Regions from separate parts of the Homo sapiens genome. Here all the other regions are linked to region 1. A link is a contact called in ENCODE Hi-C or POLR2A ChIA-PET data. All regions are on one chromosome and are shown on one strand. The core of a region is the stretch at or near the end of the contact, and the rest is flanking DNA. Distances in the headings are between cores, read along the strand shown. Region 1 holds the start of LINC02325 (long intergenic non-protein coding RNA 2325). Region 2 overlaps LOC105370651 (a long non-coding RNA gene). Region 3 has its middle 64 kb from the start of LINC02304. Region 4 has its middle 84 kb from the start of LINC02291.

Evidence for each region. Hi-C counts contacts between places; a loop is a spot of excess contacts on that map. ChIA-PET counts read pairs that join two places held with the same protein, here RNA polymerase II (POLR2A). Pooled maps may share reads with other maps.
Region 2: a loop to region 1 is called in a map of natural killer cell, with 5 times the contacts of the local background. The contact joins the enhancer-like site here to the promoter of LINC02325 in region 1. A Hi-C loop is called at or near these places in 4 of 168 maps with a recorded cell type or tissue (CD4-positive, alpha-beta memory T cell, naive thymus-derived CD4-positive, alpha-beta T cell and natural killer cell), 1 of 37 single-sample maps with no recorded cell type and 11 of 50 pooled maps. POLR2A ChIA-PET finds 5 or more read pairs at or near these places in 3 of 52 experiments (H1, activated CD4-positive, alpha-beta memory T cell and activated T-cell).
Region 3: a pooled map shows a loop between it and region 1 (6-fold over the local background). The contact joins the enhancer-like site here to the promoter of LINC02325 in region 1. A Hi-C loop is called at or near these places in 4 of 50 pooled maps. POLR2A ChIA-PET finds 5 or more read pairs at or near these places in 2 of 52 experiments (A673 and CD8-positive, alpha-beta memory T cell).
Region 4: a loop to region 1 is called in a map of CD8-positive, alpha-beta T cell, with 12 times the contacts of the local background. The contact joins the enhancer-like site here to the promoter of LINC02325 in region 1. A Hi-C loop is called at or near these places in 7 of 168 maps with a recorded cell type or tissue (CD4-positive, alpha-beta T cell, CD4-positive, alpha-beta memory T cell, CD8-positive, alpha-beta T cell and 2 more) and 10 of 50 pooled maps. POLR2A ChIA-PET finds 5 or more read pairs at or near these places in 11 of 52 experiments (CD4-positive, alpha-beta T cell, CD4-positive, alpha-beta memory T cell, CD8-positive, alpha-beta T cell and 8 more).

The regions. Positions count from the first base shown.
Region 1 is chr14:97,457,481-97,460,146 of GRCh38, reverse strand. LINC02325 (long intergenic non-protein coding RNA 2325) reads right to left here and starts at 1,331. Exons shown (of 5, transcript NR_110166.1): 1 at 1,220-1,331.
Region 2 is chr14:97,708,440-97,711,105 of GRCh38, reverse strand. All of the region lies in intron 2 of LOC105370651 (a long non-coding RNA gene), which reads right to left. Among named protein-coding and RNA genes, the nearest start is that of LINC02291, 23 kb to the right of the region's middle. Within about 2 kb of position 1,350, at least 4 of the 41 ENCODE cell types and tissues checked have a DNase peak (open chromatin) inside an H3K27ac peak, as active enhancers do; they include natural killer cell, where a contact is called at or near this core.
Region 3 is chr14:97,217,499-97,220,164 of GRCh38, reverse strand. No RefSeq gene overlaps it. Among named protein-coding and RNA genes, the nearest start is that of LINC02304, 64 kb to the right of the region's middle. Within about 2 kb of position 1,369, at least 2 of the 41 ENCODE cell types and tissues checked have a DNase peak (open chromatin) inside an H3K27ac peak, as active enhancers do; they include A673, where a contact is called at or near this core.
Region 4 is chr14:97,601,478-97,604,143 of GRCh38, reverse strand. No RefSeq gene overlaps it. Among named protein-coding and RNA genes, the nearest start is that of LINC02291, 84 kb to the left of the region's middle. Within about 2 kb of position 1,308, at least 6 of the 41 ENCODE cell types and tissues checked have a DNase peak (open chromatin) inside an H3K27ac peak, as active enhancers do; they include CD4-positive, alpha-beta T cell, CD8-positive, alpha-beta T cell and natural killer cell, where a contact is called at or near this core.

The DNA of each region.
Region 1 (2,666 bases), core at 82-2,581:
ATACAAAAAACACATAAGAGCTGTTATGTTGGACATTCTTGCTGTAATGGCTATATATATATATGTAATTATTATTATACACATACACACTCACGTTTTTCTTTTGAGTCAGGGTCTCGCCCTGTCATTCAGGCTAGAGTGCAGTGGTGCCATCACTGCTCACTGCAGCCTCAACCTCCTAGGTTCGAGTGATCTTCCCCACCTCAACCTCCAAAGTAGCTGGGGCCACAGGCACATGCCAACATGCCTAGCTAATTTTTTTTATTTCTTATTTTTGTAAAGATGGGGTCTTGTCACGTTGCTCATGTGGGTCTCAGACTCCTGGGCTCAAGCGATCCTCCTGTCTCAGCCTCCCAAAGTGCTGAAAACTACAGGCGTGAACCACTAAACCTGGCCTGTTATATATTAATTTTAATTTAAAATACCCATGAAAAGGGGAGTAGGTTATTTTCAGTACTTAAGGTCCGAATATCGTGGGCTGCTGGGCTGGGGCTCACGACCCATCCGCAAATAACACAGAGGCAGACACAGAGAAAATCAGACATTGAGGCTTTCCTCACCTGCCTCTGTCTCCCTCCATCTCTGCAACTCTGCAATGCCCCAAGCAGGAGTCTGCTTTTTTGTATAATGGGCAACCCAATCTTGGCAGGAAACCAAAAGTCAATTTCCAGGAAAGGCAGAAAAGAGGGCTATAAAAACTAGAGGACCTCTGTGGCCTTGTGGTCACCTCTCCTCTCTTGCAAAGACACAGCTGTCACCAGAACCCCACGTCTCCACCAGCACAATGCCTCTCAAGATGCTGTAAGCGCCTAGGGAAAGCCAGCCTGCTAAAGGACGCACATGTGCGCACACACACAAACTTCAGGATGGCCATCAATTCAGTTCCTCCTTTACCAAACACTGTGACATGCCTTTCCCCTCTTCTCTCTCTCTCTCTAACCAGCCTTTCTCCCCCACCTCTCCCCCTTCACAACGCCCAGTTTTATTAGTATTATTATTCTCTTAAGTGGCACATGTAGTACCACTTCCTGCTCCATGAGGCCCCGCCGAAAGCGACGGAAGCGCGCCCTCCTCGCCGTGACATCTGTCTTGGCGGCAGCCTCCTCAGGCGGTTCTCTTGGCAGCCTCCACGCTGCCACCAGGCCTGTCGGGTGGCTGTACGGCTGACGGGCTGTCACCGCCGCCTCCTCTTGCGGGCTGCCATTTTCTTTTGATTTACCTTTGATTCGGAGGCATTTGCATGCTTTCATCACTTGGTGGACAAAGTCCTCGGCAAGTCTCCCATGGCTGCTTTCTGTGTAGGCAGCCAGGAAAGGGGCGGATCCCTCTGTGACTTTGCTTTGAGGTGTAAATGGAGGCCCGGCTGGCCTATGTCACGGGGAGCCCGGAAGCGGGTGTAGACTGTCACTTCCCAGCTCCCCGGGAGACGCTATGTAGTTGCTCCTCGCTTTGGCTAGGGAGCTGCTTCGCCAGTGACAAGTGTCCCCCGTGTCAATTAGTTTATTAATCACCCAGCTAGACAACTTGGTAATGTGGTAATTTCAGGGTTAGGCTGCACCGAGTTCTTCCTTTTCTGGCTGGGCATAAGAGCTCGTTAAAGGACTTCCCCTGCTCTCCAGAAAACTCTTTCTCTGCCTTTGTGCATATCCCAGTGAAGCCATTCAAAACTGCAACTCCTCTTCCCCGGCGTGCGGACAGGAGGGAGGACAGGGTTAAATTGCTAATCGAGGTTTCGTGAGGTCTGCCAGAGCCGAGTCTCCAACACTTACATCTGTTCAACAATTATTACAGCATTTTTGTCATAAAAAATTCAACACCCTGAGTGTCGTGCTAGCAAAACCTGAAAATTTATGCAGTGAATAGAATAGCTAATTTCTCTGAGGAAATGCAGGAGGAAAATTACAGATTTTACTTAAATTCCAAACACCAGAGTGCACACATCTGACGCCCTCTTTGGATTTTTTGTCAACCACCGGACCGAAGACGCCTTCCCGTCCACCAGGAAGCGGGGAAGACCCTGGACACATGCTCTGACCTTGGAAGAAGCCGTACTGTGAAACTCCAGACTGATCTATGCACCCACCCAGAGTGTCTCTAAAAGACCTCTCTCCCAATTAAATCCATGCGTGGTACAGAGTCAGACTTCGATTCCGGAGCGAGGTTAGCGTGATTGGTTTGCGTTTTTCCCACTCCCTTCTTCCAATTTGCCCCCCACGCCTTTAAAACAGCTCCTTGGAGAAAACAGAGGGGATGGAGAAGAGCCCCGACAGCATCGAGAGTCTTAAATCTCCTTAATTCATTCTAATGCTGTTTGATGCTTGCAACGGCAGCATTGGAGTTTGCCTCTCTGCTCCATAAAGGTCTGGAATATGGATTTTATGCTAAAACTAAAGCTGTCTAGTTAGGATGCCAGCAGAGTGGAACAATATGCTACAGGCGATCCTCAACTATTCTCCAGGGCCGGAGCCTGACTTCCCGACTGGGTGTTTGTTACCTTAATCATCATTGCAGCGGGATGAACAGGAATTTCTTGCACTGCCACCACAGTGGCACAATTAACGTTATCCGAATTTTCAGAGATTCTACTGCAGAGAGAGGATACTTGCTCCCCTCTGTTAGTGACTGCTCCAGGGTCCCTGTTTATTTTCCCTAGAATGAGGTGGTCA
Region 2 (2,666 bases), core at 101-2,600, 250 kb before region 1:
GGTACAAAGGAGACATCACTCCTGCCTGCGTAAGGTTTTCTGTCTGCAGAAAGAAATCAGATTTGGACTCAGCTCTCACACCTGATTAGCACTATGAATATCATGTAGGTGGGATTTGGAATGCATAGGGATCAAAGGAATGTGATTTAATCTTTACAATCACCTGGAGAGGGTTGCAATATTACTCACATTTTATAGTTTTATGGCTGAGAAAGGAAATGCTTAGAGAGGTCAAGCAGCAGCCCAAGGCTACAGCTAGAAAGTAGCAGATTCTGAACCTATATATGTGTGGCTTAGAGCCTAGGTACTCTCTTCCTTCAGGAGGACAAAAACAAGGATTGCTATGGTGTTTGCAGCTGTCCCTAAAATTGTCTTCATATAATACAATTTTGATGTTGGTGATACCAGGACTGGGTTTGAGTGTTTGTAAATGTACTGGGGTAGGTTAACCACAATCTCCTGTTATTCTTAATGGTATGAACATGTGTCTATTCAAAATCATTACCATTTGGAAACAACAGAAATATCCAATGCAAAGAGTAGGTAAATCATGTATCATCCATATAAAATCATAATATGCAGATATCTGACATATTATTACAAAAGTATACAAAGTTTTTAAATGAATATCAAACAATGAAATGGAATTGAAAGGTACAAAATTGTGTGTGTGTGTGTGCATTCACAATCCTTTGTAAAATGACTGTATGAAAAGAAATGAGAAGAAAAATACCTAAAATATTAACATGAGAAGTACATTTTAAAATTCATTTTATTTTTCCAAATGTTATCCAATATATATTCATTGAAGTAATAAACTAAAATACAAGTCATTTTATCAAAGCCATCTGTACTCACTAAGAATAGTCAATAAATCACAGCATTTTTAGACTTAATATCAGTCAAGAAGAGTCACTGTCAGCTTTTCTCCTTCTTGGTTTCCCCCTCAGGTGGTCTACAACTGATATTTCATGTCATATAAACACACTGAATTTTGCAATGAAAGAAATGTGTAGAATTGCAGTTGCATTGGAATATGATGGAGAGATGTATTTTTAAATATATCAATGTTTATCTCTCTCTCTCTAGCTATCTCTGTCCTATCTATCTATCTATCAATCATTTCTCTTTTTCTTAATTTTAAGGAACAAATAATTTACACTTCCTGAGCACTAACAGTGTCCCCGGCACTGAACTTGAATTATTGCACTGAATCCTCCTGACAGCCCTATGAGGAAATTATTATAGACACCCCCATCTAATGTGACATATGCAAGCCCACATTGTCAGCAAGGGGCAGAGCCAGGATGTGCATCCGGGCAGCCTCTCTCCACCCCTCCCCTCGCAGTCCCCATCAGTTGGTTTTGTTACTGTGCCTTTCTCTTGAACACAGCCCTTGGCGCTGTCCCTGGCTCATGGCGGACACTCAACACTCAGCCACGGTTGTTGCTGCTACTATTACTATTCACTTCTTATTTATTCTTACATCACCTTTTGTGGGTTGTTATACCCAGTGCTTTTTCTCCTGTTTATACCTGTTTGAAAAAATATAAAGAATCCTTCAATTTGAAGATTTTTGGTTTATCAAATGCAGAAGAAGGAAGAGGATATTTATATAAGTTTTTCAAGATGAATCTTTTAGAAAACCTACAAATCAAATATTCATTCCAGCTAGGGCAATAGAAAATATCTATACTGTTCTACAGTGAACTTCCCTTTTCTCCAGGAATGTCTGCTATGGAACGCGACCATCACTGGCAACTTCTACAGGAGGGCCTGCTTAACAAGCTTTACCAAGGTCCAGCCCACACTCTTTAAACTGGCCTAGAAGGTCCTTCCTACTCTGCCCCTAACTTCCCTTCCAGCCTCTCTTCCTGCCCTAACCCGTTCTTAATCCATCAATTCCCCCATACAGCCAAACCAAGCCATGCTCACTGACTCATGCCTTCCTATTTCGCACCTCTGGGTCTGCACAGATTCTTTGAGCTGACAGTGGACACATCCTCTAAGACGCAGTGGAAGCATGAGGTCTGGGAGGGGCCTCCAGACTCTGGCCCAGCTCAAGATTCACTCTTCTCTTCCTAGAGGTCTTCCAGTAGAGTATCCTTTCCCCATATGCTAACTAATATCCCTGAACAGCATCACCTTCTCTAGACTAGGAAGCTTTGGGAGCAGGATCTGAGTTCTGGGCATTCTCAGTGCCCAGCATGCCAGTGGCATATGGGTGGGGATTAATGAGGACTTGTTAGGGTACAACTTTGGTGGTCAGGTCAATGAAGCAGCATTGATAACTCCACTTAGATAAATGAAGCAAAAAGGGAAGTTTATCCTGAAGATAATGAGACGTCACAGGGAGCTTAAGAAAGGAACACTGGTAGTCTTCACGAATGGATAGAAAAAAGATCCTCATGTCAGGTGCTTTCAGGCCCTCTCAGCTTTTGTCCATGTCCCTTATTTCCTCTCCCTCTCTCTCTCTCTCCTTCCCTCCCACCATCCTTTCATGCCCCCTCCCCTCTCTCCTTTTGTTTTTCATATCTACTTGATAAGAAATGTGGTAGCCAACACTTCAGCCAAAGTCTTCACATATCCCTTCTCTCTTCCAGACTTTCTCAACAAAACTGTACCCCATTTCCCAGTTTCTGTCTCAAAATTTCCTAGATAAGCCT
Region 3 (2,666 bases), core at 120-2,619, 240 kb after region 1:
TCCTATGGACGGACCAGAGGTAAAGTTTGAACTAAAGACCCTTAAAGCTCTTGCCACCCTAAGTTTTATAAGGATCTCAAGGGCCATTATTTTGCTTGGCTATGCCTCCTGGTCTTGCGGGCAGGTGGCAGGCACTGCTGAATAGTGGGAAGGGCAGGATCCTGGAATCACAGGAGGCCCTGCACAGTTCTGGAATTCCATAAAGAGAGTACAGCCTTATGATGCCCCGGGGTTGTAGAGATATGCATATATGTGCGCACACACACACACACACACACACACAGAGCCATAGCTAGGCGTGGTGGAAGAGTGCACTGGGGACCCAGGACACTGACTTTTCTCTCCAAGAGATGTTTGCCAGGGCGAGGCAGGCAAGAGCTCGCCCCTGTCCCCACCCACGCCTGGATCCAGACGAACGAGGGAGACCTTAATTCACTTTACCCCAAAATGAACCCGACCCCCAGTGACAGTGGGTGGAAAGGTAGGAAGCTGAGACAGCCGATGATTGCCCCTGGAGATAAGCAGAGGTAGTGGCACTGGCAGATCTTGATCTGGCGACCCGCTCCCTGGTCGTCTCCTCCGCGGCCAGGCGCATCCTGCAGCGCCCAGACCGCCGCGTCCCCACCCGCGTCCCCAACCGCGAGCGCTCGCCTGGGCCGGGCCGGGCGCCCGAGATTCGGGAGAGATTAGGGGCCCGCAAAGCAGAAGAGCAGATTCAGAAAGAAAAAAAAAAAAGCGAGAAGTGCGAGAAAAATATACTGAATTCAGCTAAACACACGGCAGATGAAAAAAATACCTTGCTCAGAAGCCAAAAACGAGCTCCCGAGCCGTGAGACACTGTTGCGCCCCCGCCAGGCGTGCAGGCCGGATGTTAGGGGGGCAACCTCGAGGCCCGATGGTGGCTTCGACCCCAGGGCGGACCTGCGCCTACCCTCAGCCCCTGCAACTGCGGGTCAGGAGAAAGGGACCTGCCATGGCGAAGAAAACCGAATCTTCTCCAATTAGGCTTCTCCTTAAAGAGAGAAAAAGTAGGTAGTTGGGCAACTTAATCCAATCTGGGACTCGGGACGTGTGCTTGGGCGCTTCCCGGGCAGCTGGCCGGAGCGTGTGGGTTCGGAGCTCCCAGCGCTGGCCCCGCGCTGCCCCTCGATGCCACCAGCAAACCCGCAGGGCGCCTTGGCGCAGGCTCGCGTTTGCAGAGCCGGCCTGGGAAGCGGAACTCCCTCCGGTCCCGATGACCAGGCCTCTTTAGGGTCCTGGCTCAGGCTGCCTTTGTGGGACAGAGCCTCATGAAGGGACACAGAAACAGAGACAGCCTCTGGGCGGCGCCCCCGGGATGTGGCGTTTCTGTGCCCCGGGGAGGGGGCACCACCCCTGCCTATGCGGAGCGATCCGGACGCTGCAGGGGTGACGCCGGGCAGCGCCCGCTCTGACCTCCCACGGCTTTTAGAATTATTAGTGTTGTTACTGTTGTAGTTAAATTCTTCACTACCACGAAGTGAGAGGAAAATTCCGAATCCAGTCGTCACTGGGGCCCTTCCCCCCACCCCCCCACCAGCCTTTCCTTTCGGACCCTCCTCCCCCAGGAAACCAGGAAAATGTTGAGGCTTCCGGTCCCCTTTCCCCCTCCGCCTCAGAGTTGCAAGGGCAAGGAGTTTTCTCGACATCACCAGCAGCAGGTGTTTGGAGAGGAGGGGGCCTAATGCAGGTCGCCACCCCCTCCCCTTTCGGATGCCACCAAAGCCTCCATAGCTAGGGCGCGTCCTTCTGGATCTTCTTTCAGTTTCCCCGGGCCCTGCAGACCAGGACAGCGACTTTCCAGCAATCCTGGAGCATTTTGCTTAAAAAAAAAAAAAAAAAAAAAAAAAAAAAGTGAGCTCGGTTGCTGCCGTAACATAAAAGCCCCCTTTGATTTACAAATAGATTCATACAACCGCAAGAGCTTGGATTTGTTTTGAGGTTCTTGGTACTTTTCTTTAATGACAGAATGCCAAACAGGTAAATCGAATAAAAAAAAACTTCTAACACGAATAGTGCCAGCAAATAAAATTGTGCAACTGACAGTAATTAAAAGATTTAGAATAAGTAAGTATGCATTGTGTATTTCAGGCAGATGACCACGTCCCAAGACACAATGTTCCATGTGGCAAGCACTGCCTTTCAGTCAGCACAGTGAGGGCATATCCCCATTTGATGAGCCGGCCAAAAGTCTAAGTAGAGACCCTCGGTGAACAGGAAGCCCGGAGGGGCTGACCTTCGTGACTCCCTCCACAGGCCCTGGGAAAAATATCAGAGGCCAGAATTCAACCCTCTCACTACAAAACGGTTAAACCAAGACTGTTGGGTCTTGACTAAGCCAGAGATTGACCCAATTCTCCGGACAGTTATGCAATCGTTTGCAGCACAAAAACGCAATGTCCTACCTGTGAGAGATATTCTTCTTCTCAGTCCCATTCTACAGATGGAAAAAACTGAGGCCAAGAAAGAGTAAGTGACCACACCAAGCACTTCTCCTAGGAAATGGCAGAACTGGAACACTACAGATAACGCAGCACCTCTTCTGAACCCACTGCAGATCTGAGAGATTGTGTCAATTCTTCCCATCCACTTGGGTTGGTTTTTCAGTTGGCTATCCTTCTGCCGAGATACCTGAATCCCAACCCTCA
Region 4 (2,666 bases), core at 59-2,558, 140 kb before region 1:
TTGTTACCCACCATTGTTAATAGCTCTTGCCACACCCAATGGTATGCGCTTCCCCTAACCCAAGTGAAATTAATGATTGCTGGCCAGAGCTCTGCTATTTCCAATCCAACTGACATTACAAATGCCTCTGGCAGAACATCCTTCTTCCTCTTTCCTGTTGCTAAATCCAGATTATTCCCTTTATGGACCAACATCCATGCCCCCTCTTCCAGGAAGCCTTTTCTGAATACCCCAGCCTGGGCTAAGGGAGGCTACTCTGGAATCCCTTAACAACTCCGTTGCAGCACTTTTTACATTGTGTCCCATCTAGTAGCTAACTTATCTGCTCTTACTTGACTACGACCATTTTACAGACAGGGATTACAGTGTATTAAGTGCTGCATCTTGAGCATCCAGCGCCATGCATGAATGTAGTAGGCACTCTACAAATACTTAGCGAGTTAGTGAATTAATAAACGAATGAGTGAGATGCTAAGATGATGCATTCTTGGAGTGAGAGGAAAAGGGGCCAGCTGAGCAAACTCTCTGAGCTCCAAATCTTGGGCAATTCATTTGGCTACTGCATCTAGATGAGCTTATCTGTAAAGGAGAAAATGATGCTGACCTAATTTGTATTGCCACAGTCCTTTAGAACAACTAGTAATTGATCTGAAAGATTGAAGTCCCTTGCACTGTCCTTTCAGCCCTGTAGTCGGGCAGGTCCCTGTAGGGTGGGACTGGGTGCCACTATCACTACTCTCGGTTGCGGCACAGATGACATCAGCCTCCACTAGTAGAAAGCCAGCACCTTCTGCTCTATCCATACCCCCTCATCATTTTTATCTGTATCTTTAAGTCAACCTTTGGGGAGCTGATTGCAAAGTTGGAAGTAGGTTTCAGGGTCACTAGATATTCATGGCAATGGATACTCATAAAGCAAAAAGAAAGAAATAGTTAGAGACCCTTTTAATCTGCCTCTCACTGACATTTCTTTGCTGAAAAGTTCTGCAGGTATAGGCTAGGGCACTAGAATTTAGGTCAATGACATTCATGCTGCCTCTTAGAAAAAAATCTTTCTGCAGCAAGTGCACGATTTCCTGTTATGACTGCAGATCCCGCCGGCAGCACCAGTGTAGTGACTGTAGAGGCGTCCATCCTGTTTGTTTATAATTCTTAACAATGGGCTTTTGGGGAAGGAGGGCCCGAAGCAGCAAGCTCTGATGAGCTGCACAGAGGATGTGATGCCACCTGAATAATGCATGCCCACTTTGTGTGTGTACCCGACATGGGCCCGAATGCAGGGGAAAGCCAAAGGCTTTGAAGCACCTGCTCTGAGCAGCTCCGATGACAGCCCAAGAGTCCAGATAAGATCTGAGCTCTCCTTCCTCCCCACCACCCCACCCCCTATGCCGCTCCCATTTCCCTTTTGGCATTTAAAATAAGCTCTGAGACTAAGCCACCCCCGAGAGATCCTGTCAGAGATGCCGCTTTTGTGTTGCTCATATTCCTTCCTGGCCCCACCCTAGTGTAGGACCTTCTCATAACTTGTGCAGGGATAGCAGTGGCAGCCTTCCACATGACTGTCTGATCAGTCCCCATCTGGCCCCCTCCAAGCCACTCTCCACAAGGAGGCAGCCAGAAGGATCTTTCTAACAATAAAATGGTCACTTGGGCGGATGCAGCCCCAAAGGCACACGGCTTAGATTTCAGATCATACTCATTCCCCACATGAGAGTGCTACTCTCCTGCCGAATACCCTTCAGGTATTGCCTTCATCATTTGCAAATCATGTTCAAGATTTCTGGCATGGCACAGAAAGCCTTCCGCGATCTGACTCCTACTCCCCCCTCTCATCCTCTTCTCATCCCCTGTCTTTTCAGGTCCACAGTGCTCCAGTTGGCCGAGGCTCTGGTTCCCAAAACAAGATGTCCCTCCTGTCTCACTTGGATCCTCACACCTGTGTATCCTGGCATTTCTTGTCCTTTCTATCTGTCATTCCTAGTAGGAACCTCAACCACATCATAAAACAGTGGTCAACATTCAGTGTCGATCAGTCTATTCAAGGTACATTATATGCATTCCTTGATTTAACCCTCAAAGCAACACTGTGGGGTATGCATAGTTCTTATCTCCATCATGTGGAAGAAGTCACTGAGGCTCAAGGTAATAAAATGACTCCTCCAAGGTCAAACAGCTACAAAGTTGGCAGAGGGCTCAAACTCAAGGTCACTATTAACCACAGTATCACATGGAGACTTACATGACATGGCGTACCATCTATTGCTTACCTATTCTTAGACTGGCCGAACTCCAATTACTCTGAAATGCCATTTTTAAGGTACTAATGTATTCAAAGTCCACCCTCCCTACTTTAAAAGCTGCACTTTCTGCTCCCTTGCCAAAGCTGGAATTTCATCCTCACCATGGATGAAATTCACCTCAACAAAACTTGGACCTCTTTTAAACCTTCATTTCTCCATGAAGTCTTTCAAAATGCCTAAGATCCAAGTGATCTCTCTTACCCACATTGACAGCATATTCATCAACGTTGGAATAATTCCCATCATCAGCTACACATATGTCTGCTTTTTAACTATATTATAAATATACATAAAATTCTTTTTTATAAATGATTGAATTCATACACAAATTCTTCTAAAATATATATAAGGCACAAAAATTAAAAA